Regions from separate parts of the Mus musculus genome. Here regions 2, 3 and 4 are each linked to region 1. The links are chromatin loops, found by intact Hi-C in ENCODE. Cell type or tissue: left cerebral cortex. All regions are shown on one strand. Each heading gives the region's core, and the rest is flanking DNA. Links, peaks and the distances in the headings are about the cores only. Region 1 overlaps Ssrp1 (structure specific recognition protein 1). Region 2 has its middle 5.6 kb from the start of Rtn4rl2. Region 3 holds the start of Clp1 (CLP1, cleavage and polyadenylation factor I subunit). Region 4 holds the start of Zdhhc5 (zinc finger, DHHC domain containing 5).

The links. Hi-C counts contacts between places; a loop is a spot of excess contacts. Peaks named below come from ENCODE experiments on the same cell type or tissue, not always from the same donor. Only the 100,000 strongest peaks of a DNase experiment are listed, where the experiment ranks them.
Region 2: a loop joins it to region 1, with 2.7 times the contacts of the local background. A loop is called at or near these places in 2 of 42 quality-filtered maps.
Region 3: a loop joins it to region 1, with 5 times the contacts of the local background. A loop is called at or near these places in 14 of 42 quality-filtered maps.
Region 4: it touches region 1 in a loop (4-fold over the local background); 11 of 42 quality-filtered maps call a loop at or near these places.

The regions. Positions count from the first base shown.
Region 1 is chr2:85,043,628-85,051,577 of GRCm38, forward strand. It overlaps Ssrp1 (structure specific recognition protein 1), which reads left to right. Exons shown (of 17, transcript NM_182990.4): 13 at 692-821; 14 at 1,783-1,953; 15 at 2,057-2,145; 16 at 2,626-2,812; 17 at 3,019-3,487. The coding sequence ends at 3,087. Tnks1bp1 (tankyrase 1 binding protein 1) reads left to right here and starts at 6,833. Exons shown (of 12, transcript NM_001081260.2): 1 at 6,833-6,933; 2 at 7,234-7,346. The coding sequence starts at 7,253. In left cerebral cortex, for the core only: a CTCF peak has its summit at 3,612; a DNase peak (open chromatin) is centred at 4,290; H3K4me3 peaks cover 1,204 bases; H3K27ac peaks cover 1,255 bases.
Region 2 is chr2:84,888,736-84,895,935 of GRCm38, forward strand. No RefSeq gene overlaps it. Among named protein-coding and RNA genes, the nearest start is that of Rtn4rl2, 5.6 kb to the left of the region's middle. In left cerebral cortex, for the core only: CTCF peaks have their summits at 141 (motif pointing left) and 1,424 (motif pointing left); DNase peaks (open chromatin) are centred at 117, 418, 822 and 1,418; H3K4me3 peaks cover 280 bases; H3K27ac peaks cover 188 bases.
Region 3 is chr2:84,724,212-84,732,161 of GRCm38, forward strand. It overlaps Clp1 (CLP1, cleavage and polyadenylation factor I subunit), which reads right to left and starts at 3,076. Exons shown (of 3, transcript NM_133840.3): 1 at 2,952-3,076; 2 at 1,318-1,945; 3 at 1-6. The coding sequence starts at 1,923. In left cerebral cortex, for the core only: no CTCF peak of the experiment used is centred there; a DNase peak (open chromatin) is centred at 3,154; H3K4me3 peaks cover 1,611 bases; H3K27ac peaks cover 1,037 bases.
Region 4 is chr2:84,711,659-84,719,608 of GRCm38, forward strand. It overlaps Zdhhc5 (zinc finger, DHHC domain containing 5), which reads right to left and starts at 3,506. Exons shown (of 12, transcript NM_144887.4): 1 at 3,325-3,506. In left cerebral cortex, for the core only: no CTCF peak of the experiment used is centred there; DNase peaks (open chromatin) are centred at 3,707, 4,023, 4,383 and 4,567; H3K4me3 peaks cover 2,500 bases; H3K27ac peaks cover 2,013 bases.

The DNA.
Region 1 (7,950 bases), core at 2,234-4,733:
CTGATGGACCAGAACCACCCTAGACCCTGCAGTTGGAATGAATTATTTCCCTGCAGAAAACTGGAACTGTTGATCCAGAAAGATTGGGTAGTAGAATTAAAACCAAATGGTGAATATCCTTCCGAAGCCCACTGATTTTGCTCAGAAAGCTTAATGCACAGATGCTTATGAAGTGCTTTGGAAATCTTTCAGCAGCGGGTGGGTGTCAGCAGCTGCTCAGAGGAGACGCGCTCTGTTGGACAGAACAGTCGGACATAGGGACTGGCTTCAGCTGAAGCTGGTTTTCCTCCGTTTTAGGGCTGTCTCGTTATCAGAAAAGATTGTAGTATAAACTAAGGAGATGACCACCTGGAATGGTGAAGTAGACTTGCTGTCCTGCAGGCCAGCAGGAGACAGTGTTGTACAGTCCTGGAGGGCGGAAGTAGAGGAAAGCCTGCCTTAGAGCAGAAGAGCCCTGTGAAACATTGGCTTGCCACTGATTGAGTCAACAAATAACCTTTCGTGGTGGCCGCTTTGAGAAGGGATGTTGAAGCCATCTTAGTGAAGGGCAGGAGGCTGGGGTGGCAAATGGTGGTGGAAGCTGTCCTTGGGACTTACTCCCTTGGCTCTTTCTGGGCAGATGTCTAGATTCCCTTTCCTTCTATCGCTGCATCCTTCCTTCCTTTCCTGAGTCTAAGCCTCGTTCTGGCAGGTTTGACAGCAATGCCTCTGCCAGCTCCTCCAGCAATGAGGGTGACAGTGACCGTGAAGAGAAGAAACGGGAACAGCTCAAAAGGGCTAAGATGGCCAAGGATCGAAAGAGCCGCAGGAAGTCTTCAGAGGTATTGGGAAAAAAGAATGTGTGTGATTCTGTTTCCTTCCTCCTGTTCACTACCAGTAGATGCTGTTGGTTGTGCTGCTTTTTGTAGGCTGGCTATGACTTAGTGGGTCTTTTCTTTTTCTTTTTTTTTTTGAGACTGGGATTAAAGGCGTGTGCCACCACGCCCGGCCCAGTAGGTATTTTCTTAAGTTTTTCTTTTTGGTCCTAGGATACTTTGTTTCTTGAGGATCTGGGGTGGGTTGTTGTTTGTTTCTTTGCTTTTTTATTTTTTTGTTCATTTAACTAGTTTATTATTTTTTGACAATTTTATACATATATTTAGTGTACTATGATTTCCCTCCCCCCTCCCTCAGCTCCCTAATTGGTACCTCTTTTACTTCTTTCTTTTCTGAGTTTAGTAAGAATCGCTTGTGTGATGGGTAAGCATGGGAAGAGGGTGAGTTGCTGGAGCATCAGTAGCTTACCAGTGGCTACACCACTGATGGAAATGATCCATGTGCTCTTAGCAACCATTAACTACACATAGCTCCTTGGAGGGAGTAAGCCCTCACGGATGCCTTTCCTGTCTCTGGTAGAGTTCCAGCAGGCAAATACCCTTAGCTGTGAGTGCTTGCAGTCATGCAGCCATGCTGGGCATTGTGTTCTAGCAGTTCTCCCCTTTTCTGGCTCCTGCCTACTACCTGCTCCCTCTTCTAGCCTTGGCCTTGGTGATACAGATGTTCTGTTTAGGACTGAGCCCTCGGTTGTCCCTTAGCCTCAGCACATGACCAGATGTGAGTCTCTGAATTAGAAGATACCTGCCTCTGCCCCAGGGGATCTCTTGGAGGAGAAAAAAGTTGCCTGTGTAGCCCAAGTCGATTTAGTTCTTCCTGCATCTCTTCCTTTCCCAAATAGTTTCTTTGGGGGAAGCTTGGGATAGTTGTGGGATGTGGATGGCTGGTGGCATTTGGTTTCTTATATAGGCAAAGAAGGGTAAAGATCCAAACGCCCCAAAGAGGCCTATGTCTGCGTACATGCTGTGGCTTAATGCAAGCCGCGAGAAGATCAAGTCGGATCATCCTGGCATCAGTATCACAGATCTTTCCAAGAAGGCAGGGGAGATCTGGAAGGGAATGTCCAAAGAGAAGAAGGAGGTGAGTAGCGGTGGGAAGGAGGGGGAGCAGGAAGGGCTTTGTAGGGGTGCAGGGTGTGTCACTTGCTTGCATCAGTCTGAAGGAGTATTTGTGCTTGTGGCAGGAGTGGGACCGCAAGGCTGAGGATGCTAGGAGGGAGTATGAGAAAGCCATGAAAGAGTATGAAGGAGGAAGAGGGGACTCATCTAAAAGGTGAGTGTTGGGAACAAAACGGCTAATAACCGCTTAAAGCAGATTGTGTTTGCCAGGTCAGAATAGAGAATTATTCGGTTTTGACAGCAGTTTGAGTAGTGCTTCTTAAATCCCTGAATGCCGTTGCCAAGTATGGGTGATGCTTTCAGGTTGGGGGATAAATATAGGCCATTTTCCTAGATCAGTTTTATTTGAAGTAATATAATAGTTCAGAAAGAAAAGTCCACGTGAGCTTTTAAATACGACAAAAGTGTCCGGTAAGTTTTGCATGTGAGTTGCTTTAGACTGTGACCCTGGTTTTTCTGGGGGTACTTACTTATCCGTTGGTGCACTTTGGGCTGACGGCTGACACTACATTTGTCATGGTGAGAATAGTGTGGCCAGTACTGGGAAAAGTCCTCATTAAAGCTAGGAGATACATCGCCTATGTAGTAATAGAGAGCCTAATGACCTGGTTTCTTTCCCATGTGCCTAATCTAGGGACAAGTCTAAGAAGAAAAAGAAAGTAAAAGCAAAGATGGAAAAAAAGTCCACTCCTTCCCGGGGCTCGTCATCCAAGTCTTCATCCAGGCAGTTGAGTGACAGCTTCAAGAGCAAAGAGTTTGTGTCCAGTGATGAGAGCTCTTCAGGCGAGAACAAGAGCAAAAAGAAGAGGAGGCGGAGCGAGGTGCGGCAGGAATGTGGGGGGTTGAGGGCTGTGTGTGTCTGGGGTGGGTCAGGTCCCGTTGGTTGGTCTGAGAGGAATGAGTTGGAGTGGGCGGGTGGACTTGTGAGGTTTTGGTGATTTCAGGAGTTGAAGGAAGAGCTAGGCCTTAGCAGCCCTCTTCCCACCTGGCTGGGACACATTTACCCTAAAAGAACTTTGCTTTTCAGGACTCTGAAGAGGAGCTAGCCAGTACCCCTCCAAGCTCAGAGGACTCTGCCTCGGGATCTGATGAATAAAGGAGGGAATTCCCACCTCGTCACAGCTCCAGTCTCTCACATAGTCCTTGGATTCTGTGCCATCTGAGTAACTGCTCTTGGTGGCTTCCACTGCCCTGAGGCTTTGAGGGAAGCACCTAACCTCTGCTGCTTTGCAAGGAAGGCTCCTTGCAATCTGGAGAGAGACTCGGTAGGAGTGTGTTGTCTTCTACTCGCAGTGCATTGAAGGACCCAAGTCCTCAGCCTACTTTCCTACTTTCTGACTGTAGTAAAAGCTGCTTCCTGTCCTGTTCAAGTTGCTGCAGCAGGGGTCATGCCAAGTCAGGCCTGTAGCTCCTAATAGGGGCCTATTTCTACTTTTATTTTGTATTTCTGGTCTGTGAAAACAATTTAATAAAGGGAAATGACTTTGGAAACGATGTCCTTATGTCTCCTTTCCCAATTTGCATGTGGTGTTTACCTTCCCTGACCGGCAGGGCCCTCCTGCCTGCCCAGCTGGGAAGCAAGTCTCCAGGTACATCGTGTCCTTTCCAGCCGGACAAGCATTGGTTTTCACCCTTGTCTGGGGAACTGTGCCACATGAGAGTCAAGAAATGAGTACTGATCTGATTAGGAAGCCTCTCATAGTTCACTCCACTCCATTAGCCAACAGAGGGGGGCGGCGGCGGCGGCTCTGAGCTCCTTTTAAAATCACCTTATGAGTCAGGGTCTTACAAGGCTTGAGATAATAGAATGAGGATCGACTTTCTAGCGTAGAGTGGAAACTTGAGTCAGGAGGATTGTAGAAAATGAGTTGTGCATGTTTGTGAAGTTAAGTGTAAGAAGATTCTGGCAAGGGAGGGCTACACCACTTTGTGTTTGGTAACTGTATTTAAAAGATCTTAAAGGAGACATAACAGGAGGGAAAAAACTACCCCACTTGTCACAGCGGCTCTCAATCAGAATTTATCCACGTGGGGGTGGCCACGTCGTTTGCCGCTCTCAGGAGGCTCAGGTGTAACAGGAAGACTCTTCAGTCCGCCAACAGTTCCCTTCGTGCTGCCCGCGCTCTATGGTGCTGTAATCAGTGTAGGCTCAGGGAAAGCTGTCCAGGGCGGTTTCCTCTCTAGGCAGTCATCTCGGTGGCGCTGGGGTAAAATTGCGTCAGTTTCGCCTAAATCTGAATCAGGACCGGCCCCTCATTTACAAGGTCATGAATAATTATGTGGGATCTGTGCTTGTTTGCATATGGTGCGCCCGACTCTGTTTCAGCTTCGTTTTCCTACTCCCGGTTTCCTATATGAATATTCATGAGCAACATGGGGGCGTGTCTCTGGGCGGAGCGAGGGGAGGGGCCCCGGGGCTTGCACTGGCTCGGTCCCGCGGTGACGGTGGCGGCGGCGGCAGCAGCGGTCACTGGCGTCGGGGTGCCTCGCTGAGTGGAGCCGGTCCCGGGGGAGCGCGTGAGTGCGCGGCAGCCGGAGGAGGCGGGGTCTGGGGATGGGGGCGGGGAAGGGCATGGAAAGAACCCGGCGCCTAGCAGCCGGGACCTTAGATTGGGGCGGCAGCGGTGGGAGGGGGTCACCAGGAAAGTTTGCGAGGGCCTGGGGCGCTCGGGCGCTGCGGAGCTGGCGCGTGTGTGCGGGGGTGGAAGGCGTCCGTGCAGTGAGCCAGAAGAAAGCGGGGAGAGGCGAGGGTGGGGCGGGGCCGGGGGCGGGCGGAGCTGCTCGAGGGACCCCCTCCTTGCCCTCACCGGCCCCCTTCCCTAGCTCCCACGGCACGCCCCCATCCACGCTAGGCCGCCCCCACCGAGTCCTCGTCGTCAGTCCTCCGTCTGTTCCTTCGAGGGCTGCTTGGCATCTCGCTCAGTCTTCCGCTGCTGCCGCCCCCTCCTTCTCCACCCTCGTCTGCTCCTCCTCTTCGGCTAGCCGCTCGGTGTCCGTAAGCTCCCCACGGAGGCCCTCCAAACAGCCCCTTGCCCTGGGCTGTTCCATCTTCCTGTTGGCCCCCCTCTTCCAACACTTAGCCCTCCTGATCGCACTAGCTGAACATCCAGTGGTAGACCTTTAGGGACGACCCTGCTTGCCCTCAGGCCCTTCTGAGTGTCTGTCCAGGGCTGGGGCTACATAGCTCCTTTCCATTCTTTGGGGGCAGCCTCTACTCCCAGGGCTGCCTGATTTCCCTAGACCACTAAGAGTGGGGAGTTCTTGAGGTACTGCGATTCTGCAGCTTATGGACATGGCCTTGGTTACCTGGGGCTCCTGGCTGGGGCCTGTGTACTGTAACCGCCTCCCCTGTTGGGGACTCGGAGCCTGTTTTCATCTCTGCAGCTCTTTCTAACCTCAGAGGTGTCCATCAAGCCCCTATCTCAACCGCAGGTGAGAGGGTTTTTCTGTTTTGGACTAGTTTTTCTCCATTTCTAACCACCTTCACCATATCCCTTGTAATAATGTTCAAGGACAAGCAAGCAATCTTGTATATATTTTTAATTTAATTTAATTTTTCTGTCATCTCTCCGCCTTCAAGCGTTATTCACCCACATACAAGGAAAACAGCCCCTGGTAGTTGGCTGATCAGCCTTTTGACATTGACGGAGTTACTGTCTGTACCCTCTTTAAATAAGCTGGGACAGGGTCAAGCGGATGGGGACATCTTTTGCAAAGGCTGGGCACCACAGGTCTCTTAGAATTGAGAACTGTCTTCTCAGAGCAGCTGGAGTGGGAGGGGAGCCTTGAGGTTGGAGAGGGTTGGGTTGCCCTCCAGGGCTCTGTGCATTCCATGTGTTTGGCATGTCTCCCTTGCTCTTGAACCAGAGGAGCAGTGTTCACTAGTCACCACCAGAGCCGGAGGGGGGGCTTGAGAGTGGGAGGGTGCTTCAGCAGCCAGGGTGGGAACTGAGGGGGTGGAAGGCCTGAAGAATTTGAGGTGGGGGGGACATGAAGGAATGGTCTAGAGACGCAGCCTACGGTAGGGGGAGAGGTAGGTAGAGGTGGTTACCAAGGATGCTAGTTAGCTCATGGGAGACACTGAATGGAGTCACATTAATAATGGCCAACTGTTACTTACCACTTCCAGGCTTGGTATTTTGCATGCATTGTTTGACTTGAAACTCATTTAATACTTTTTTTTTTTTTTAAGCAGTATGCCTTAGACTAGTCGCACAGCTCTGAAGTGACAGACCCATTTAGTTGTTAGATCTTACAATATCAGCTCCAGAGGCTCCTGGCACAGGCTACTACCATGTGGCTATCATCTGGTTTAGTTTCTTCTGACCCCTCAAAACTCCTTTAGGGTGCACACCCATTCCTATGTCACAGGCTTTTGCAGGTCCCTCCCTGACTGTCCTGGAAGGGGCAACCCCAGGGAGTTTTCCTCTCAGTTACACCCCCCACCCCACAAGCAATCAAGCCCAGTCTGTCCTCCCTGCCCATCCTGGGCCGGCTCCTCCTTCCCCTTGGCTAGGCCCTGGAAATCCAGTGGGAGGCCATTGCTATGGTAACAGGACTAGGCCCTGGCTTTACCTCATCAAATTCCAAGCTGAAGCCAAAACGATTGAGAAATTAAAGGGAAAAAAATGTATTCCAGATGCTTACTTTTTATTTCTTATGTCCCTGTGTTTGGATGAGACAGCTCTTGAGTGCTGGAGGGGGGCAGGGATGTGAAAGGAGAATGGGGGGGGGGTAGGGAGCCACTCCCAGCCGTGGAGGGAGGGAGGAGAATGGGAAGAGGGGGGCCGGCTGTGGGGCGGAGCCCCAGGTTGGGGAGGAGCGGGTTTTTCCCGTCCCATGAGGTGATTCCAGAGACTTGAGAGTTTCTGGCCTTCTTGCTCCGCTCAGAGTGGACACCTCTAGTGGGGCTCCCTGACCCGAGAGGGTTGCCTCAGGAGCTGTAAGTAGGGTATCACAGGACGGATCCTGGGGGTGGTGTGGGTGGAGGTGGCTCCCTCCTGTGCTGGATCACTGAGGTTCAGAGCCAAGGGTTGGAGAGTCGTGTCAAGAGTTGAGGATGTGGCTGTGGGAACCTTCCCGGCCTCCCCCTGGAGTTCGCTCTTCCTGTCCCACACTGCCTGGGTTAGAAATAGACTTCCTTGGCTAAGCCTGTTGCCTTTCTCAGCTTTCCCTTCTCCACCTCTCCCTTCCCTGGGTCTTCAGTCACTTCGGCCGGCTCACACTGCTTCCTATTTCTCAGGCAGGGTGTGCCCTATGTGATGAAAGGATCCACTCTCAGGGAAGGCACAGCCATGGCTTCCCCACTGCCCCAGGATATGGAGGAGGAGCTGGCGCCTGTTGGCTCCGAGCCAGGTACCAATGGGTGCTGGGTGCAGGGTGGGGCCGTTGGCTGGGAGGAGGGCCGGGGGTGGGGTGGAGGCTGCACCCCTCTTCCGTCCCGGCAGGTAGCTGGAGTGACAGTGGAGGTGAGAGGCAGTGAGTCTGAAATGAGTGCTCACGGGCCTTGGCATCTGGTGGGAGTGAGGTAGAGCCCCAGCCGGTATGGAAGCAGAGCCTTTGAGACAACTCCAGGGAGCCTTGGAGGAGGAGACACTGAGGCACAGAAGGAGAATGGAGTGCCCTTCTTTCTCCCTGTCTAGACTTTTTAAATGCTTAGCTGAATGAGTGGGTGATACAAGATTCTATTATAGAAGGTTGTGGCCGTGAGTAATTCCCAAGGTCTTTTATTTGGCATTACAATGCCTTATATAGAAGGTGGATTTCTGCCCTTGTTTTTTTTTTTTTTTTTTCCTTCTTCCTTCCTGTGGCAGATTTACTTCTGTTTGACATAGGTCAATAGAAAGCTTGCATTCCTGATAATGAACTGGATGACTGAGGTGGCAAGAGGAAGAGGTGCAGCAGGGTGTACAAGGGGAGCTCAGCTAGGGTCAAAACTTCACTATGGAAATGTGGTGTA
Region 2 (7,200 bases), core at 7-2,506, 160 kb before region 1:
GCATGTGTTTCCTCGCCTCTTTGTCTCTACTCCCTTCCTCCCTTTCATCTTGTTTCTTGGCTGGGCTGCGATGTTGGTGGTGGTAGCTGCTCTCAGACTCTTGCACCTCATTCTGGAGTGCCCCCTGGTGGTTCTATCTTACGTTGCTTCCGGGGCTCGCAGCTTGGCAGTCCCTGAATTTTCTCTCCTGCTTTTCTCTTTTTCCAGGTCAGATAGAAACAGAAAGGGGCATATTTGGGTCTCCTCTCTCTGGAATAGAGCCTTGATTTTCCTTGGGTCCTACCCTGTGCAGGGCCCGCTCCTGGAGCGTGCGCGAGGGTGTGGGGGGGTGTTTAGTGCTGGAGGGGGCGGCGGGGAGGGAGTGTTGGGGGTAGCAGGGTGGGATTTGGCGTCCTTCCCCGGAATGAGCCGCGGCACAATCTGTCGCTGGATTTGTTTGCCGAGCTGCCTCCGGAGCGCAATGGGGCTGGCTCCCGGGGAGCGAAATATCACAAGATGCGGAGACAGACGCTGAGGGGCGGGTGGGCGGCGGGCTGACTCAGGTGTGCTTCATCGACTCCCTGGGCCTCAGCTCTTCTGAGAGGGGTGGGAGGGGACACTGGCCCCCAGCACAGGCAGACAACCAAAGCTTGGAGGGGAACCCCATCCTGGGATGAGCTGTGTGGGGAAGAGGGTCCTCAGCTCCAGGCCTCTCCATCAGCCCAAGTTGGGATTCCCTAGACAGCCACAAGCTCTCTAAGCCACCGCCTTGTACAGGTGTTCGGGTTTCCCATGGTTATCTGTTGACTCACCACTCGCTCCTCTAGACTGCCAGCGTTTTGAGGGCAGGAAATGCTTCTCATACAGTGTGTCCAACAGGTGCTGAGCAAGGCTGTTGGACCGCTGGCTGGTGGGTGGGCGGATGGCTAGTAGCGGTTTCCCAGAATCCTGCTGTGCGTTTGGATTTCCCTGTGGGCTATTCCCACCTCTTGCTTCTCCAGACATTTACTCTTGGGGGCCCCTCTCCTTGCACTCTGACAACTCTCTCTGGATTTGAGCACCAGCTTTCTCTAAGTACCCCGGCCCATTCACTCTCTTCCTTACACTCCCTTTACTCATTTGTACATAGAGAAAGTAGCATTCATCAGGTTACATAGTCTCCAGCTCCCAAGGCAAGCTGGCCTCATTGCTGTTTCGAGGTCTTTTTTTTTTTTTTTTTTTTTTGATACGGGCTGACCCATTAGAGGCAGACCTCGTGATGGGTATTTTCGTTTGTTTGATTGTTTGTTTGTTTTGTTTTTGTTTTTGTTTTTTGGCAGCGAAATGTTTGGAGATCCCAAGAGGTATACTGATGGCTCAGTGTAACCGGGGAAGGTGGCCTGGTCATGTAGACAGATCTCTGCTTAGACAGTTGGCCGGGCTCTGGGTACTCTTGGCCACAGACATGGCTCGCCCTCTGGTGGCTATATGCGGAGCTGCAGTCCTAGTGGAAGCCAAAGATCTCTAGAAAGGGGTTGATGAATATAGACTATTCCCCTCCCCGCACTCCCCCCCCCCCCCCATCAAGCCAGTTTCTGGGAAAAAGAAGGCTAGAAGGAGGTGGCATATTAGCCAGATTATCACAATATGTCCTCCATGAGTATTCTCATTGTGTCACTGGGACCCCTAATCTTTCTGGTGGTGCCATTTAGTGAGTTAACAGAGCCTCCCCCACCCCCTCCTAAATACCTCCTGTTTGGCACCTTCAACATTAGAACACTGTTTAGTAAATGCATATTTTGAGATTGCTCAGTGGTCACAAACACAGAGGCTCTGTCTAGTGCATGCCTTGCTGCACAATTCACTAGTTAAACAGATGACCTTCACCAAGGGGCTGAGCGCTCTCTAAGCCTCCAGGCTCCTCAGGTAGAAAACGAGAGAGGAAAAATTCTGGTTCCCAGATCATAGAGTTGTTTGAGGATTAAATGAGATAAAGCATGAAAAAAAATCTAACAGAGTCTCTGACCCCCTGCTCAAGAATGCTAAATAGTGTCGCTACCTGTGCTTGTAGCCTAGAACGACCTGGAGACCAGACTCTGCAGTTTGTGGGTAAAAAGGAGAGTTAGAACCTAAGTTCATCAGGGGTAAAGGGTCGTGCTGGGTTGTGAGTCCTTAGTCATGATGGCCTCCCCATGGAGCTGAACTTGACATTGCTAGCATCTCTTAGCACATGCCAAGGTTGTTCACCGTGATGGCAGGATTCCCAAACTCAACCAGAAGTTCAGCCTCAATCCTTCCTGTGAGTGTAACCTGGGATGGCCTCTCAGGGCTTCAGTTTCCCCACTGTTGAAGGGAACATCGCGGATTTGGAGTTCCTGAGAGCCTGGCTTTCTGGCCTTCCTTCTGGGATGGAAGCTACTTAACCTGGGGTCTATCAGTCAGGGTCCACATTGCTCTTACTGTCCCAGCTCTGGGCAGTGGGTGGTGTATGGGCTCGGTAGATGATCAGGATTTATATGTAGGGATTCTGTGGAACTTCATTTTAGGGTTCTTAGCTTTCTCTCTATCCACCACTCAGAGCTAGTGGATGTTCCCCTGCATTACTCGGAACTGGTCCATTACCACACACACTGCATCATCTTCAAGATGCACCCGCAGCTGGAGGATCATGACCTGCTCTGCTAGTCTTGTGGGGGAGAGGACACCAAAACAGACCTTTCTAAATCGAGGAAGAAAAAACAAACAAACAAACAAACAAACAAACAAACAATATTAGTTTAAAGGTCATGTTTGGGACCTGGAGAGGTGAATTGGAGGTTAAGAACATTTGTTCTGGCAGAGGACCAGGGTTGGGTTTCCAGCATCCACACGGTGGCTAACAAATATCTGTAACTCTAGTTCCAGAAGATTCAATTCATGTTACTTATGGCACTTACTGTGTGTCATTACTTATTTCAGGCCACCAACTTCTGTGCACTAGATGGCTTAGAGAAACTCTATGAGGGAGGTTTTGTTTGTAGTCCGTTTAGCAGATGAAACACAAACTGGAGCCAGAAGAGTCTTGCCTTGAGCTCCATACTTGCCAGTCTGTCTCCAGGCAATATCCATCCACGAGATAAGACTTACCTAAGGCCTCTTAGAGCCTGTATGCTCACTGTGGTGCTAGGGACTACAGAGGTTTTTTGTTTTTGTTTTTTTTTTTTTTATCAAGGCCCAACTCTCCTTTGAGGATACTCATGAGCCTTTTCTCCAACCCACCTTTCTGTTCCCATAACAGAAGCTTGGCTCGGGGGAGGGGGGTGCATTAGAGAGAATGTTCACAGACCATAGATCTGCAGATCTGGGTGTTTGTGTGTTTGTCCTTGAGGACTCTTGTTAGGGCTAAAATTATAGTTTGGAAGAGACTAGGACATGGTATATTTCTGTATAGAACCTCGTGGAATCAATCCATTCTAAATTTGAATGCAGATTTCTAGTATCAGATTTCTTTGTAGAATGCAGGAAGGGTGGCCGCGGCTTGGGAAGCAAAGGGTTACTCAGAGGGGCAAGTCTTGCCTGCTTTGACTGCTGTGTGAGGAGAGAACTCCCAGCCTATGTCAATAATATTTCTATTTGCACTTGCACCCCAACTCTGTACATTTTAGGTCCAGCCATGCCAAGAAGTCACATGACTTCATCCAAAAGGATCAGGACTGAGCAACCTCAGTACATACTAATAATCTCTCTTTCTTGAAGCCCCACATAGTGCTGAGCTTCAGTCAAGATTTGGCTTCCTGGAGGCATAGTAATTCAAAAGTTGGGTCCCACTGCCTGGACTGGAGTCCCTTGAAGGATGAAGGGACTCTTGTATCCTTAAGACCATGAACTTGCCGACTTGCCTAGTTCAGAGTTCACATTTTCTCTCATTCCACTTATTTTATGTATGCAGAAGTGAGCCCTGTCAATGTCTCTGATATTTCCATGTCACACATACATTCTGCTGGGGTCTGGGTCATGCTGGTATCTATCAAAGGGTGAAAAATTAAATTGGAGGTGGGGCAGTGCTTAGAAGTCCTGTTTGTGGTGTTTACTAGATGGGTTGCCTTAGAGATTTTTAGTCTGGGGACCACATTAGAGAGCAAACAAAACAAAACAAACAAACAAACACAAAACAAACAAAACCCAATGAGCCAAACATCCGTATTGCTATAACTACACTTCTTTGCATTACCTTTATGAAGACATCACATAAGGGTGGGCGTTTTGGCATGTCTGAGATCCTCTTTGGGAAAGACTTTCTTTAGTTATGTAGTGAGCAGATAGAGCAGAATAATTCTTTCCCTCTGGGTTCCACTGGATTTTCAAGGGAGGGCAAGTTCATGGGAAAGAGGGGGATTGTAGGATAGGGGTGAAGAGAAGAGCCACATGCCTTAGAAGGAGGGACATAAGACCCCTACTGACTGGGGTCTGCAGTCACTGCCTAGTCCAGATCCCTGTTACAATATCCTGCTGACAGATATCTCTGCCTCTCAGTCCATTTTCCTCAATTAAGCTGAGAATTAATCTTCCTAAGGTGTAGTCTTGCTCACGCATCATTCTGCTCAAAAAACCTCAGCGGCCAAATCTGGCTAGCAAAGGATTCCTCTCTGTGGACTCTGAGGCACTCCCTGGAATCTAGCACATGAATCGAAAGACTTCAATAGACAAAGAGGTGAGGGATGTGGCCGGCTGCTTCACCCAGTTGGATAGGAAGAGAGCAAACAGATACTTGGGAAATAGTTCAAACTGTTTGTGATCAAAGAGATGGAAATGAAAGCTGAATCAGGGTAGCATTTCAGACTGATTAAATTAGCAGAATTTAACAGACATCATCATCCTGCGCTGGCAAGGCTGGGTAAAATCTGTGCAAGCGAGTCGTTGGAAGCAGTCTGCAAGCCTGCAAAACAACCAAGTGAATATGCAACAAGAGCCCTGAGAGTATTGTTATCTTTTGACCCACTAAGCCCGCTTCTGGGAATTGGTCTAAAGAACATAATTCAGTAGGTGGAAAAAAGCCCCCAGGCATGCCAGTGGAATCATTCTCTTTCATTTCTCCAAGCAGTGAGATGGTTAAAAAAACCACGGCTGCTCTAGTCAATGCAAGGCTATAAGGCGAAAACCTGGTAATAATCAAGGATATGCAGAAACATGCAAACTGTTTATAACTTGTTTGTTGATAAAGGGCAGGACACAAAATTTGCATGAATGCTGATTGCAGGCATGCAAAATAAGTACTCATTTACAAAGTCAAGTGGAGACTATGCAAAAACGAAAATTGGCAACCGTTGGGAGAGTGATGGGTGATTTTTCTTTTTTGCTTAACTATCTGTTAATAATGTTGAAATTTATTTCCATAACGGAATAGGTTCTATAACAACAAAATCTTATATGGTCAATGAAGTAAAACTCATTAGCTTCCACTCACTGTAATTACAATTGAGACACTTACAGGGCACTTCATACATTCCAAGAAGTGAATGAATGCCTTATGCATGTGACTTCATCTTTGCAGGCATCCTGTGACATAAAAATATCACTCCCATTTTATAAATTAGGAATCTGTGTTCTGGTGTGGCTAGCCTACCTGTCCAGCCAAAGAGCTTTAACTCTAGTCTGTGTGACTCACAGAAATCATGTTGAATTCTAAAACCAGCATCGTATACCAGTGTTTGAGAAACTCCAGACACTAATGTATTGCCACCATGATTTCGAGATAGCTGTGGTTCACACTGAGTGTAACATAAATCACTTAGTTTTAAAATTCCAATCAAATCACTTTCAAAACACTTAAATTCTTTCATTAGCATTTTATTTATAAAGCTATTCATTATTTACTTGCTTGCTTATTTACTTTTATGTCTATGAGTGTTTTGCCTTGGTGCCTAGGTGTTAGATCCACTTGGAACTGAAGTTATAGATGACTGAGAGTCACCGACCGTGTGGGTACTGGGAACTGAAGCTGAGTCCTCTGGAAGAGCAGCAAGTGCTCTTAACTTCCATCCCTCTGGCCTTCCCATCAGATATTCTGGAAATGGAGTTGCAGGCAGTAGTGAGCTGCCTGATGTGGGTCCTGGGAACCAAACTCAGGTCCTTTGGGAGAGCAGTGAGACAGGGCTGAGCCATCTCTCCAGCCCCTCCACCTGATTTTTTTTTGGGGGGGGGGACTGTGGAATCATTTAAGTGGGTTGGCTGTATTTTTGACTGTACAGTTTTTAAAGAATCAATGATCTTGTCTATCTTCCTTTGGATAAAATCTGAATTTGTCTCACAGTGAGTCTCGGTCTCTCTTTCGGGCATCACATTTTCTACACGTCCTTCTCTTTTCCACTTCCAGGTCTTGAATCAGCCCCTGTTTTTCTCCTCAGCCTGAGCTTTCCTAGCCCCTGTTACAAGACACATTCAGAACTGCACCCTCTACCTCAGGGACAACACTTCCCCAGGTCTTGCTCGGGTCAAATCTAGATCAAATCATTCGTAGTGGAAACTTGGCTTCAGATACTTGACTGCTGTAGTACCACTACCTGGGAATTTGCAGTACTCTTGTCTGCTGGATCTTTATAATGATCAGATTTGTTTTTGTTTGCTTGTTTGTTTTTTCAACACAGGGTTTCTTTGTGTAGCCTTGGCTGTCCTGGAACTAGCTCTGTAGCCCAAGCTGGCCTTTAATTCACAGAGATCCACCTACTTTTGCCTTCCCAGAGCTGAGATTAAAGACATGGACCACCCACCACCCAGTTCAGAAATGGTTTTTAAAAGATTTATGCTTTACACCTTAGGAATATGAGACCTGCCATGAGCTAGAGATTTGCTCAAATCAAACAGAACAAGTATTCAAAACCTTGCCAGTGTTCCCAGCACTTGAGAGACAAGGGATCAAAAGTTCAAGGACATCCTGGACTGGGCAGTGAGTTCCAGGGAAGCTGGGAGGATACTCAGGACCTTGTTTAAAAACAAAACAAACAATCATAACAAAACAGAAAGCAAAACCAAATGCCAAAGTTCAAGTAGGGCGTCACTGGTTTCCCAAGAGCCTTCAGCCCACTGCTCTGCACTTGAGTCTTATTCATGATAAGGATCATCTAACAGGCCAGCAGCTCCTTTCTGTGTTGATCTATGAGTTGCTTGCCTCCCCAGAATGTGGAGAACAGAGGCACTCTCATCTATCATGGGTACGGGTGTTAATTGGTACGGCTGCTTTGAAGGTCAGTTTGATAAATGGCTATT
Region 3 (7,950 bases), core at 1,902-4,401, 320 kb before region 1:
TGTAATCTGGAAAAGAATCAAAAGAACAAAAATAAACCTATTTTTCTTAGTGATGTATTAATTTTTATTTCATGTGCATTGTTGTTTTCATGTGTGAGGATGTAGGATACCCCTGGAGCTTGAGTTACAGTTAGTCATGAACTACCAGTGGGTGCTGAGACTTGAACTCAGGCCCTCTGGTAGGGGAGCTCTTAACCACTGAGCCATCTCTCCAGCTCCTAAATCCATCTAAGTTCCTCTTTGAGTAATAGGTATCATCCAAAAGCTTTACAGGCTGGAAACCCAACCACAATCCTTGAAATGTGCTTGGCAATTGAGCTACATGCAACCTTAGCACCAAAGTATTTTTAACCTTAGTGCCCCAGTAGTTTTACTTTTCTGAGACAGGGTTTTAGTACAAAGCTCTAGCCTAGCTTCAAACTCCTGAAAGTCCTATCTTAGCTTTCCAAGTCCTAGGATTATAGGGATCAGCTACAATACCCACTGATATATTAACATCAAAATTGATGTTTTTAATGACTGTGGTTTTAACCCCATAACATGGATTTAACTTTATGTTACTTAAGCTTCTTTTTTACAGTGTTTTATTTTTTATTATGTATCTGTATGTCTGCCTGTGCACATGAGTGCAGGTGCACAGAGGCCTAAGGCATCAGATCCTCCTAGCACTGGAGTGACAGGCAACTGGGAATAGCATGACATGGGTGCTAGGAAGTCAACTCTGACCCTTGACAGGAGTAGTACTGTTTTTGATTTTGGTTTTGTTTTGTTTGCAATAGGGTCTTACTATGTCCTGGAATTCACTATGGAGACTGGACTGCCTCTGAATCTGCTAAAATTAAAGGTATATGCCAGACCCCCCCCCTTTTTTTTTTTTTTTTTGGTTTTTCAAGGCAGGATTTCTCCATGTAGCCATGGCTGTCCTAGAACTCTCTCTATAGACCAGGCTGGCCTCGATCTCAGAAATCCACCTGCCTCTGCCTCCCAAGTGCTGGAATTAAAGGTGTGAGCCACCACTGCCCAGCATATGCCAGACTCTTAACTGCTGAGCCATGTCTCCAAGCCCCCTGCTTCCTGTTTTACCTCTTAATAATGAGTTACTACGAATAATGCCACAAGATGCTATGCAGTCTACAGCTGACTTATGTTAAAATGATCTTATGAAATCAGGTGGCAGTAATACCACACCAAAAAATAAAAATAAGAAAGGCAATTATATTCAAAAGGAAAATTTTGCAGTTCTAAGTAACAAAGTTCCCTACTTCCTACCCTGATTGTAACTTTTCCCTCCACCCCCTCTTAAATTCCAGTTCTGACCTTATTGTAAAGCTTGATGTTGGTGCCAGGCGTGGTGGAGCCAAAATGATACACAAGAGGGGCCTGGATGGAGAAACCTTCTTCCACATCTGCTGGACGCTCAATGTACAGGGCCCCCATGGTACCAGGGATGGACACAGAGCCCTGGCCTACATCTAACTCCACGTAAGTAGGACGGCGGCCCAAACGCACTGCGTAGTTGAGTAGCAGTCGACACACAGTGGACTTGCCCACATCAGTAGGACCTACTACCATCACTCGGGGACCTCTCTCTTCTTCCTTTTCTGCCTGCCTCCGCATCTGCTCCAAGGCTGTATGAGTGTTGAGGTAAAGCAACATAGGGGTGTCCTTAGAGACATAAGCCACCTCAGTCCGGCCACTCAACTGCAGAGAACAGCCATGCCAAGTGAAAACAGCCACCTTGGCACCAGCATCAAAAGTGAATTTCTTGTTTCTGGTCAGCTCTGTGCCAAAGATCTCCGCCATGCCAGCCAACAACTCCAACTGAACCGATTGAGAGGCCTCCACCTCAAATCGAAGCTCTGTTTCTCGCTCTAGTTCAAACTTAGTCGTTGGCTTCTTGTCATCATTGGATTCCTCGCTCATCTTTCCAGTAAAGCTGACGTGCCTAGGACCCAAATTAAACATTTGATTAAATCACCACATCAGGCCACTATTCAAAAAAATCTTCCACTGGTTTAGTCCCTTTATCTTTTTCTGCAGTTCTTATTGCTGCCAGACTCACTGTTTACAGCCAGTCTCTCCACAACCAGAAGCTAAAGGTGTTTTGTTTTGTTTTGTTTGTTTCTCTGTGTAGCCCTAGCTGTCCCGGAATGCTCTGTAGACCAGGCTGCCCTGGAACTCAGAAATCCACCTGCCTCTGCCTCCCAAGTGCTGGGATTAAACACGTGCGCCTCCACTATCCAGCAGTAAAGGTATTTTTGTTTGCTCCTGGGCCTCTGGTAGGTGGAATAGTAACACACCTCAACAAAAAGTAAGAGTGAATGACTAGGACATAAAAAGAAAACTACCTACCGATGTAACTAACAGGAGATTTGAATTGCATAGTCTTTCCTCCATCACTCTATTGGAAAACAAAGTAACACATGCCCATTGTCCAGCTCCCTTAGCCAACACGAAACAAGCTCTGAATCGTATGCAAAGAACAGGACACTGGGTGCAGACTCAGAAAACAGTTGCATGTCCAACTCTGGGACTACTAGTAGTTACTTACTATAATCCAACGACTTAATACCTGAACCAACTCCCCAGCTGCTATATGGTGGGCTTTTACACGTCCTCTTGTAACGGTGCTGGGCCGGGAATAACAAGGACCACAGTTGGAAAAACAAAACATTGTAAATTAGAAACTACTGCCGGGCAGTGGTGGCACACGCCTTTTAGTCCTTGCACTTGAAAGGCGGAGGCAGAGGCAGGTGGATTTCTGAGTTCCAGGACAGCCAGGGTTACACATAGAAACCCTGTCTCGAAATAACAACAACAAACAAACAACAAACTACCAAAGAAATTTAAATTACTATTTCTAATTCTGAACCACAATTCTGGGTCTAGTTAGCTCCGACACCAAAATCTGCCGGGGCTTCTCAAAGGTAATTGGGATCCTTAAGCCTTACCTATACGGGCACGGACTCAAAACCAGCTTCACAGAAACCTGGGACCTCTGGAAACCTCCGACCTCAGCAAACCTCGGACCTCAGCAAACCACGAATAACGTTCACCTAAATACTAGCCGGAAAGCAAAGGCGGTTCCGCAATTGCGCAGTAGTAGAAGACGCGATCGCGTGATGCATCTTGGGACCTGTAGTTTGGAGTGAGTGAGCGCGCGTCGCCGCTTGGCCCTCTGGGAAATATAGTTCAAGGATTGTTCGGTGACCCGCGGAGGTGGGCGGGGCAGCGCCGTCACTTTGTGTGGGAAGACGACCGGAGGCGGAGAGGAGAAGTTGCTGGTTCGCCCTCGGGAGGGAGGTGGTTATAGGGTCTCTCCCTATCTGCTGTCCAGGAAAGCTAAGGGCGACCAGAAAGGGAGAGGCATTGCATCACTGTCTAGATCAGAGCTCTGCTCGACTAGACCACAAGCCAAAAAGTGGGGAAGTTAGCCTAAGCCGGAGACCCAGGCAGCTGGAAAGTGGCAGAAACACGCGCACGCGCACGCGAACACACACACATCAGGTCAAGCAGTACCCATTTGAGTCTATGCGGAACTGGCACATAGAAGAAACAAAGTGTAATTCTCCCTCTCTCCCTGCCCCCACCCCCACCTCCTCTGTATGCTCAAGGTGCCAACCTGGCACTCCATGAGATTCTCCTGCCTCTGATCTGACTTCTGGGATTTACAGACTTAAGCCAATAACCAGGCTGATTTTTTTACTTTAGTAAATATAGAATAAAAGTCCTATGATTTCTTTCGTTTATCTTATGAATCAGTCATTATCCAACAACTTCTGCCAGATTCTAAACTGTTTCTCTATGCACATCTGACAGTTATTCAAAATCGTTGACACCACTGCTAACTGGTTCCACGCCTATAATCCACTTCATGAGTATGGCCTTTGGAAACTTATATTATTTTACTGCCTGACAGGCTCCCTTTCCCTGAGACATCTCTTGTCTATAAAATGGGAATAATAACAGTATTCAACCTCCTAAAGTTGTTTTGAAGATTAGATGAGACATATGTGCTAAGCACAATGCCTATAATATAGAAAGTATCTGATGTTAGCCTTAAGTTTTTATTATAGACTGGGGAGACTATAATATCTGTTTATACATTTTTCAAAGTAGTTCCAGGTGTCTGTGTCACTGTACCCAACAAGCCGGGCAGTGGTGGCGCACGCCTTTAATCCCAGCACTTGGAAGGCAGAGGCAGTCGGATTTCTGAGTTCAAGGCCAGCCTGGTCTACAAAGTGAGTTCTAGGACAACCAGGGCTATACAGAGAAACCCTGTCTCGAAAAAAAAACAAAAAAACAAAAAAAAAAAAATACCCAACAAACCCAGGTAGGTATAACATCTCCAATTTCATCTGAGGAGAAAACTAGGCTAATCAGTGACATTTGCTCAAGAACTCAGTTATTAGTAGAGGTAGACTTTTGTTGTTTTTGTTGCTACTACTGCTGCTGCTGTTTTAAGACAGTGTCTTCACTGTTCTGGCTGTCTTGGAACTCACTACATACACCAGACTGGCCTCAAACAGAGATCCACTTGCCTCTGCCCCCAGAGTACTGGATTTAAAAACATTAAAGGTGGATTTAAAGGCTTAAAGGTAGATCTTTTTTTTTTTCTTTTTTTTTTTCTTTTTTTTTTTTTTTTTGATGGTTCATTTCTTTTTTTTTTTTGGTTTTTCGAGACAGGGTTTCTGTGTAGCCCTGGCTGTCCTGGAACTCACTCTGTAGACCAGGCTGACCTTGAACTCAGAAATCCTCCTGTCTCTGCCTCCCAAGTGCTGGGATTAAAGGCGTATGCCACCACGCCTGGCAAGGGTTCATTTCTTTTGCCAACTTAATTGAATCAGTCCTTGGACACCAAGGGTGGTGCAACTTTGGGTGTATCTGTGAAAGGATTTCAGAAAAATGCAACTGAAGAGGAAGATTTGCCTTGAATGTGGACAGCTCCATTTCATGGCCTGAGGTCCTGGACTGAATCAGAAGAGGAAAAGGAAAGGCCACTTAAGGACCTACATTCCAGCCGGGTGGTGGTGGTGGTGCACGCCTTTAATCCCAGCACTTGGGAGGCAGAAGCAGGTGGATTTCTGAGTTCGAGGCCAGCTTAGTCTACAGAGTGAGTTCCAGGATAGCCAGGGCTACACAGAGAAACCCTGTCTCGAAAAACAAAACAAAACAAAACAAAACAAAAAAAGGACCCACATTCCTCTCTGTCTACTTCCTGATCTGGCCAGACGTAAGCAAGTTTTCACCACCATAGCTGCATGCCATTGCCACTGCCATGTCTTCCCCGTGTTGACTGACTCTGTCTCCCGAACCATTCATCAAGATAAAAACCTCCTTTCAGTTGCTTTTTGTCAAACATTTGATTATAGCAACGAGAGAATCATAACTAAAACATTTAAACCAAGAGCTTAGGGGGCCGGATCAGTTTCTAATAATGGGCAAACAATTACACAGTGTTAGCTGTTAGGTGTTGTTCCATGGCTGTATGGGTATATATTCATTTAATCCCAGGTAGAATCCTATGTTGTAGTTATAACTGTAACCTCCATTTTACAGGTTTTCTGGGTTTCTTTTTTAAGATGTATGTGTGTGAGTGTTTTGCCTGTGTGTATATATGTGGACCACGCTCATACTTGGCACCTGCAGAAGTCAGAAGATGATGGAGCACTGGATGTTTGTGAGCAGGCCATGTGGCAATCAAATCCAGGACCTCTGCAAGAGCAACAAGTGCCCTTAACCCATGAGCCAACTCTTCAGCTACTCCACCCAACCCACACTGTTTGTTTGTGATTTGGGGTTGTTTGTTTGTTTCAGTTTTTCAAGAAAGGGTTTCTCTGTGTAGCCCTGGCTTTCCTGGAACTCATTCCATAGACCAGGCTGGCCTTGAACTCAGAGATCCATCTTCTCTGCCTCTGCCTCTTGAATGTTGGACCTAAAGGTGTGAACCACAACTGCCCCACATATTTTTATGTAGAAGAGTGTTTTGTCCACAAGTATGTGTGTGCATTGTGTGCATGCCTGATGCGCTTCTAGATCAGAAGAGGCCTGATTTCCTGGAACTGGAGTTACCAATAACTGTGAGCTGCAATTGCTAAGCCATCTTTCCAACCCTTGTTTGGTTTTTAAAGCAGGTGAATACTTTGTTCATCCTTGCCCACATGATGAATTTGAACTGAGAGATCAGGGGAACTTTCTGGTCTACCTTTCTCTTGCTGGTCTTACCTAGCACTCAGTTTTCAGGCAGGTAGTTGTCACCTCTCACAGTTTTCTTTGGAGATGTGATTTAGTTACGCCATTCATTCACCATGCAGGCATTAGCTTTTCAACGAACTATTCGGCATAGGCTGATCCTTTTTCATTCTTCAGAATTTTAGCTCTAGACTTCCATTAGCAAGCATGTAGCCTAATCCTTTTTCTTCGGAACTCACTCTTCCCAGTCTGGTTCTTTGCTTCCACTTTCAATGCGTCCCAGTTACCTGAAAGGCATCTTTCCTCAGATAGTGTATAACCATCTCATCTTTCCTCAGATAGTGTATAACCATCTCAAGCTGAAATCAGCAAGAGCCCTCTCCTCCCTTTGAGATTGCTCTCCACTTGACTTCTTTTTTTTCTTTTTTTTTTTTTTCTTCTTTTTTTTTGATTTTTCAAGGCAGGATTTCTCCATGTAGCCATGGCTGTTCTGGAACTCTCTCTGTAGACCAGGCTGGCCTCGATCTCAGAAATCCACCTGCCTCTGCCTCCCGAGTGCTGGAATTAAAGGCGTGTACCACCACCACACTCTGCTCCACTTCACTTCTTAAATACAGAAAAAGGACGGTATACAAGCCATTTGAGTGTGCTTGTTGCCTGCACTCTCTTCATTTCCAATCTCACCAGGCACTCTGGCAGTCTGCCTGCACCCGACCCCCGTAGGACACCCCATCACTCTGTCCTGTGTCCTGGTCCTTCTCTACAGCTAAACCTTTGATAGTTTTGTTTCTTTGTTGATTTAAGTTTATGAACATCCCTTTTGCTTCCAGCTCTAATTCTACAGCCTAGAGGCTGTTCTCTGCTTTTCCTCAAGCCTGGACCCTCAAAGTCATCTTCCTCTTATCCTTCTTTTCTTTTTCCTTTGTTGGGCTCATCATGCTGCGTGTCATGGTGATGATGTGGGGGTGGCAATGTGCCACAGTGCAGAGGCCAGAGGACAACGCTTTGGAGTGGACCCTGTCCTTTGACCTTGACAGAGATTCTGTCTGGGGACTGATCTCAGGTTTTCAGTCAGGCTTTTGGAAAGCAAGTGCATTTACCTGCTGAGCCATCTTCACAACTCCAGTATTACCATTTTTATCTGTTACACCCGCCATCTTTCTTTCTGGCTTTTGTATTTTGAGAGCCTTGAACTCTGGATCCTCCCATCTCTGCTTCTGCAGTGCTGGGATCACAGACATGAGCCATCATGACCAGCGTGCCTGTTTTTAGGCAGAGGCTCACACTGTAGCCCAGACTGGCCTGCAACTCCCTGTGTACTTAAGGCTGGCTGCTTACTGAGAGAGATCCTCTCACCTCAGCTTCCTGAATGATGCTAACCATCATTTCAGAGTCCTTCTTTCTTCAGCCAGCTCTTCTCATTTTCAGGCCTCTAGTACTAACCCTCATGATACACACACTGTGTCTTCAGAGCTTACCTACACGCCAGACTTGATCCCAATTGAGTATTCAGAATCTCCCTTTCTTCTTACAGGACCCATGGGATCTTTCTTTACCTGTTTTCCCTGCCTTAATCTTCACCCCTCACATGTGAGAAGAGAGATAGATAGCAAAACTACTCTCCATGAGTCTGTTTCAGTTTTCATTTTCTGAAAATTAGCCTATGAAATAAAATGGAGTTCTGTCTTGTGGATGGGTGCGTGTTCTGGGCCCACATAATTTAGTGACAGACACAGTACTGCACTCCATGGAAAGTGT
Region 4 (7,950 bases), core at 2,295-4,794, 330 kb before region 1:
CCTTTTTAAGGGCTATTCTGATTGGAAGGAGAACCTAGTCTTATCTGACCTAAAGTCATCCAAAGACTAGCTCTTAAAAGACCATCTCTCTTGACAGAAGTACAGTAACAAAACATATCAAGAATATAAAAATCTAAAAGCAAACAAGGGCACAGGAGTGAAGGGCACTGCTAAAACAGATTTTTCTCTTTGGACAAAGAGGATATTTATTCCTATAATAAAGCAAGGAAGCTTAAAAATAGGACAGCAACTATCATTTCCTTTTTTTGTGTGCCTCTTTCTATGCCTATGGCTTTTAGCTACAACACCAAAGAGGCAGAAATTCAATTTTTGGACTTTTGGAATCATCTATTAAGGGTCCTAAGCAAAAAAAAAAAAAAAAAAAAAAAAAAAAAAAAAAAAAAAAAATTGATCTTGCACCAAAAGGTGAAATATTCTCTATGAGACTAGGTTCAACACAAGGATTGGTTCTTTTCCTCCAAATTCAATAGTTTTTAATTCCTAACACTGGCCTATTCGGAGGCAAACTAAACTCCTCCTAATTCAGTATGAGTAGAGTAGCAATTATTTCTGTTGATCACAGTAACAAAACAACACGAGCACCTTAATTTTACAGGATGCTTTTCATCTGGTGATCTCAAAGCACTTTACTCACATTATCTGGTGACAAAGTCCCTTATCCTATTTTATAAAATTGAAGGCTAGAGAATGCCTGGGGCCATTCCACTGAATCACTTGGGTAGCCAGGTTCCTAACCCAAGAGTATAATTGCTGACATAGACCCTTTCTACCACACTACATGCCTAATGATACCTTGGAATCTACAGACCAAGGTTTCTGCTTAAGTTAGAATTTCAAATGAAAGCAGTGCTATTCCCCAACAAGTTGTATACTACTTGATAACAATAGCAGCTATTAAAACATAAAACAGCGAACACCCCAGACAATGAAATACAAATGTGTTCTGGAATTTATCACTTCTGTTCTTACCTAAGACAGAGAAGGCAAAGGAGCCTGCTACTGTCACCACTCGGTTGTGGTGGTGAATGCCTTTAATCTCCGCACTCAAGAAACAGAGGCAGAGCCAGGCGTGGTGGCGCACACCTTTAATCCCAGCGCTTGGAAGGAAGAGGCAGGCGGATTTCTAGAATTCGAGGTCAACCTGGTCTACAGAATGAGTTCCAGGACAGCCAGAGCTATACAGAGAAACCCTGTCTTGGGGAAAAAAAAAAAAAAAAAAAAGAAAGAAAGAAAGAAAGAAAGAAAAAGAAAAGCAGAGGCAGGTGGATCTCTCCAAGCCATCCTGGTATGCATAGCTTCCAGGCCAGCAAGGGCTACATAGTAAGACTTTGTCCCAAAAGAAAAATTTAATAAATAAATAAGATGGGAGAGAGGGGGGAAGGAGGGAGGGAGGGGGGAGGGTTAAGTAACATTAGAAAGAAGGCCCAAAGATTCCATTAAGTTTCTATGGTCCAACTAAAAACCAGATCCTATTTAGTCCTGATTTTATGCTTATTTCTGTTTCCTGACTTTAGGCCTAAATATCTTTATCAACTGGAACAAGCAAATTTGATTTGTAGACAGTATTATTAAAGGAACCGTTTCCCTCAAAACTCCAAAGATAAAAGGAAAATTACCTAACTATTACGTAAAGTGAATCCTATACTATTGCAGGTCACATTTACTACAGGACGAAAGCCACACAGACTAATTCTGCCACGGTACAGTACATGCAATTATGGAACCGCATACTGAAATATAAATGAGACCATCGTCTGAAATGTTAAGATAGATATTAGAAGGGACAAGATAAAATAATTTATTGGGTATAAATATCAACACACCAAGTCTTATCAAAGGAATGTGGTGCAGAAAGAGAAGGGACGAAACCGGAAAGGCGAGTGTGGTTCATCAGTCACAAGCTGGTGTATCCACAACAGTATCACTAAAGTGGACAAGAATGTTCGTGACACATGCTGACTGAGGGGGAAAAAAATCACTGAGTGAAAATATGTATGTATAAAACAAACAATACAGAGCCAGGTGTGGTAGCTCTCGACCTCAATCCCAGCACTTGGGAGGCACAGGAAGTCAGAACTCTGAGTTAGAAATCAGCTTGGTCTTACAAAGTGAATTCCAGGGCAGCAACAGTTATGTACAGAGATCCTGTCTCAAAACAACAACAAACAATTCAAGATGTGTAGTTTGAAGACTTTCATAAGGTTTGATATAAGTAGTTCCTTTGGAGCAGTGCAGTGGACAGCACATGTATTATTTGTTAAAATAACCAAACCTTATAGCACAGAACACTAAATTTGAATATATAGAAATGGAGATGTCATATAGAAGAATGAATACATGCTATGAAGGAAAGATCCAAGAAGAAGTTTAAAAAGAGTATTATTACAGATCGACGTAGGTGCCCAAGTACCTGGCGATAGAATTCTTACAAACACTAGATGAATTTGTATGCATTCATGAGCACCGGACAGATCTGTCTGATACAAAGCAGGCTCACACTGGGATAAAAGGATGGAGATCTAACCTAAGATTATCCTGGACAAGATGGCATTAACCAGGAAGTAAACCCAAGAGGACAAAAATGGTCTGCAATGTAACATGTATCTATTCTACGACTACTTCTAATAACTTTAGTCACTTTCTTGTTTCTCGTTTTAGTGGTTTCATTTGGCCAACTGGTTAAGGAACTTTAAACTTCCCCAGGAATAGACGGCTAGTGATAAAATACTGTCAGATACATTCAAGCCCTACTTGTAAAATAAAGTACAAAGTACTAAAAGCATAAAAGCATGGAGCACCTGGCTGGTGGGGGGTAGGGAGAAGCAGCCGATGGATGGGAGAAAGAACAGGTAACCACAGGACGAAGCTCTAACCAAAATAAGGACCAGTGGAGTGTAGGGCGAGGGGCCTGAACCGCGGAGCGGTAAAAGGAGTACAGTCCCCGGCCGGCAGCTGGAGCAGTGGGAGTCATCACCGGGGGCAGGACTGACTACCCCTGGCCCAGAAAACACGGAATCCACCGCGCGCAGGGCCCGCCGGAGCTGAGAGAACCGCGGGCCGGGGAAGGAAGGGGCGGCGGCTCCGCAACTGGGCAGCCGGGCACCAACCGGGTCCAAGCCCCGGCGGGCGGCCGCGGCTCTCTTAGTCTGCGGGCGTCCGTTTCGGGGCCCGTACAGCCCGAGGAGGGGTAGGGCCTTAACCTCCTCCCCTCCGCGGTCCCCCTTCCCTAGAGGTCACTCTCCCCTCCCACCTCACTAGCCCAGCACTTCCGGTTCCGCAGGGGCCAGCGTCCCCGGTACTCACCCCCGGCGCGGCGCCCGTCACCGCCGCCGTCGTTGTCACCGCCGTCGTTGTCGCCGCCGCCTCCCAGCAGTGCCGTCTGGCCTCTGAGAGGCAGCGCGCGGCCCCCGCACGCTCCACGCCCGCCCCGCCGCCGCGCGCTCCCGACGGCCGACGCTCGCCTCTGTGCGGCCGGCGCGCGGCCGCTGCCCTCAGCCTCCGGTCTGTAGCCTCACGACGTTCCCATTGGCTCCCGGGCGCGGGCGCGGGCGCGGGCGACGTCTCTCGCGGGGCACGTTCTTCTCATTCATGCGGCTCGCGCCGCCGAGCCCGCCCCCGTTCACTCTTCCATTCACCCCCTAACCCCCGCCCCCACGGCGCTCTAGAGCGTGCGCGCGACCGCGGGCGACCGCGGCGACCTCGCCTTCTGATTGGCTGCAGGGGCACGGCGCCGCAAACACGTAGTGACACGGGAGCGCGCGCGCCTGGCCGTCGTGTCTGGCTGGATGGTCGGGAGAGGGGACATGGCGAACTGCGCCGGTTTGGGGACGAGGAACTGGTCTGGCGAGATCTTTCTCTTATTTTGTCCGCTTTCCCATTTGTAGTGTAGTCAAGAAAAACTTTTAAGCAAAAAAAATTCTACGTATGTACCGGAAGTGCTCAAAAACAAGCAGATGCCCTTTCTTAGTTCACCAGCCTCCTCCGAGTTGGCCTGGTACAGTCCTGAAAAGCATCTACGATAGCCAATCACCGTTAAGCCTTTCCGGCTTCCTTCCTTGCCTCTTCATTCATTGGTGTGAGGATTCGGTCGGGCAGCCCCTCCAACACACACACTTTTTTTTTTTTTTTTTTTCTTTAAGGACTGAAACTTTATTTAAAACAATCCGTTGGCGAAAGCGTCAGTGGGGTAAATTCTCAGACCGTGGCAGAATTCCTGAGTGGTGGTATGGCCTCACCTATGGAGGAAGGAGGCGCACGGCCCATTGAACAGTCTGAGGAGAGGGTTCTGTCCAAGGCTGGGTTAGATGAAGGAGCTCGGCTGCTATCCCTAGATTTACAGTGCTTGCCGATGGAGTGAAGCACTGGGAGTGCGCGGTGCGAGGCGTAGACACCTCCACGACTACACGAGGAATGGGCGCCCTGACCTCACCCAATTTGAGAAAGCAGGCTGAAAAGAAAAGTCTTTCTAGAATAGCTCCTGTCCCTGGCGAGCTGCTGGCTAACTCTCCGAAGATCGCGGCACTACATTTTGCCCTAATTAAGCCGAGACGGCTGTGGACCCGGTGGCTTTGCCATAGGGCTCTCCTCTTACAGCTTCAGGCCACCTCTCATTTGTAAAGGAGCTCTGTTACATAACAGCCCTTCAAAAAGATATCCCCGAGCCGCTTCCCTGAAGCGAAGGTCTCGTTCAGGGTTATTTCCAAGTCCTGTCATTGTTTCCTTGACTTCACTTCAAATGTTACTGATTTAACTTTGACACTTCAGCCTTAGGCATCCAGTTAAAGAAAAGAAAAAAAAAAATCTACCCTTTTTTCTTTAGACTCTAGTCTTATCCCTTATCATTTTTACTACTGGCTTAAATGCAGCGTTTATTGGAACCGTTACGAGCATACATGTTTTAAGGAGTGGAACTTTATTTTGAAAAATCCGTTGGCGAAGACGTCTGTGGGGTAAATTCTCAGACCATGGCAGAATGGTGGTATGGCCTGGGCTGTGGCTCACACATCACACATGGAGGAAGTAGGTAGCACGGCCAATAGAGCGGTCTAAGGAGAGAATTTTTAAAAATCTTCAGCATTATGAATAATTTTAAAGTATTATTTGGAGGTACAACATTTACCCTATCAAGTATATTCTGCCTATAAAATAATGTTTCCTTAAGATGGGTCAAATTTCATTTATTTCTCTAGGATTTTAAAGCTTTATTTTCTCTACTTAACAAGTGAAGCATTCTTGATTTTCCTACCTTTTTAAATAGGAAAACTATTTGTTTGAGACAGAGAGAGAGAGAGAGAGAGAGAGAGAGAGAGAGAGAGAGAGAGAGAGAAGGCAGACAGAGTTCAGGCAGCTTTTGGGTGTTGGTTCTCTCTTGGCTTACAGATAGGAGCTCAAGTTGTCAGTCACGCCTAGGAAGTCCTTTCACCCACTGACCCATCCTGCCAACCCAATTTTTCTACAAAGACCTGTGTGAATCATCATGTCTTTTGGCCAGAGCATACTAAATGGAAAAAGGGTTCCATCATCCAACCAGAGGTACTGAATACCTCAGGGTCACTAGGGACATTAGACTACTGGATTGTCAGCCTAATTTTAGCTGGATGAGCACTAGCAGAAGCATAATCACTGTCCCAAGATATAGTGACAATTTTAGATTTTGGTTTCTTTTTTTTTGGAGGGTGGGGAGGGTTGAGACAGGGTTTCTCTGTATACTCTTGGCTGTCCTGGAACTCACTTTGTAGACCAGGCTGGCCCCAAACTCAGAAATCTGCCTGCCTCTGCTACCGCGCCCTGCTGGATTTTGGTTTCTTTAAAAAACACAAAAATATAAGACTGTGTTTTCCTTTTAATTCCAGATGTAGGAATAAGGTGCTGCTTTGGACTCTCTCCAGCAGCTGACTGACTGCCCAGTGCATTATCAGAGGCATGGTTTTGCCAGCTCCAGACAGTTTCTGTGATTGTGTGATGTTTGGAATTCTAGGAACTTTTCAGAGGGTATATAAATGCTAGCGCCCTGGTATTGGTGGTTGTTGGTCATTCAGGTTGTGGTTTGTTAGTAGTAGTGCTCAAAGAAGAAACGAAAGAAAAAAGAAATTAAGATTCTCTCTCTCTCTCTGTCCTTTCTATCCTATCTAGTGATAGGAGGTGAAACTGGGGGGTGGGAGGGGTGGGGAATGAAGGTGGCAAAAAAGAACCCACAAAGGAGCAAAGACACCAAGGCATAACAAGGATTCCATTTTTCTTTTTTTAATAAGATGACTTCTGAAAAATAGTCCAGAGTAAAATGAAGACTAAAACAATGTATTAATTATCCAGATCATCATATTTGAAATAAATTACTTTGACAAATATATCAAATAATACCTAACGCTTTTTCTCTAGTGTCATTATGCTTTTTCAAATCCTCTCTTCCCTTGAATTTTCTCATGATTATAAATTGCCAACCAGTGTCACAGGTCAACTTAGCAAAAAGAATACTTTCTTTTGGCATTGTAGCAATAAATGCTTTTTTTTTTTTTTTTTTTTTTGGTTTTTCGAGACAGGGTTTCTCTGTATAGTCTTGGCTGTCCTGGAACTCACTTTGTAGACCAGGCTGGCCTTGAACTCAGAAATCTGCTTGTCTCTGCCTCCCAAGTGCTGGGATTAAAGGCATGCGCCACCACTGCCCAGCAATTAATGCATTTTTAACCTCTTCACATTAAAATACTCTTTACTCCCTGCCCTCATTGAACTCTCCCTGGAACTGGGGATGAAGCTCAAAGGCAGCGTTTTGGCTTAGTATTTGCAAGGCCTTGAAGCCTTGGCAGAACCTGAATCTGCTAAATCCCCTTTACTGAATTTTTCCCCTAGGTGTTTTTGTTTTTTGTTCTTTTTTTTTGTTTTGTTTTGTTGCTTTTTTTTTTTTTTTAATTTTGTGTGGTAGTAGTGGCACATGTATGGAGGTCATGTTTTTGGTTTTTTTTTTTTTTTTTTTGCTTTTTTTTTTTTTAATTTTGTGAGGTAGTAGTGGCACGTGTATGGAGGTCAGAGGACAACTATGGGAGTGAGTTTTCTGTCAGGTTTGGCAACAGGTGCCTTTAGCTGCTAAGCCATCTTGCCAGCCCTCCACCCCGTTTCTTAACAAAAGTTTCTTGGAAGATGAACCTGCACCTGGCCTCCCCAATCTATTTCAGTTGGGCTTGTGGCTCCACCATTCCAACACTACACTTTTCAAAGCTTCGACACATACCAATGCTTTGGGATCCAGAGTGAAGTCTTCTTTGTTAGTCCCCAATATTGCCCAACTGTCCACCCCTGCTGTTCTGTTTTGCTCTGTTTTAGGCAGTACTGAAAAGGGAATCCAATGTCTTATGTCTGTACCACTAAAATTGCATCCCAAACCCATTTGGTCTTTTAATTCCATCCTGTTTCCTGTTTTCCACTTTCACAGTACCTAAATTACTAAATTACACTGCTTAAAACATCTCTGTATTCAAAGTTAGTGGCTGTCATGAACTTTCAACCCGAACCTGTTCTAAGGCTCCAAATGCTGAACTTCCAGTTAGATGAGTAATGACTCAGATATCAACAATACCCAAACTCACCTGCTATCTCTTACTCCCTCCTGTAGTTTCCTGGCACCTGGGCACCTGCAATCCCAGGACTTAGGAGGGCAAAGGTAGGAGACCAGCTGGGGTTACAGTGAGATCCTGTCCCCCCCCCAATTTACATATATATATACATATACATATGTGTATATGTATGTATATATATACACACATATACATAAAATGTAGTTCATATACACACATATTTATGAATAACAATGGTAAGATAGCTTAAGTTGGTGGGTAAACAAAGGTGATTGGCTCTACAAGCCTGTTGACCTGAATTCTATCCCCAAACCCACATAAAGGTAGACTGACACCACTCCATAGCTGACCTCCATACATG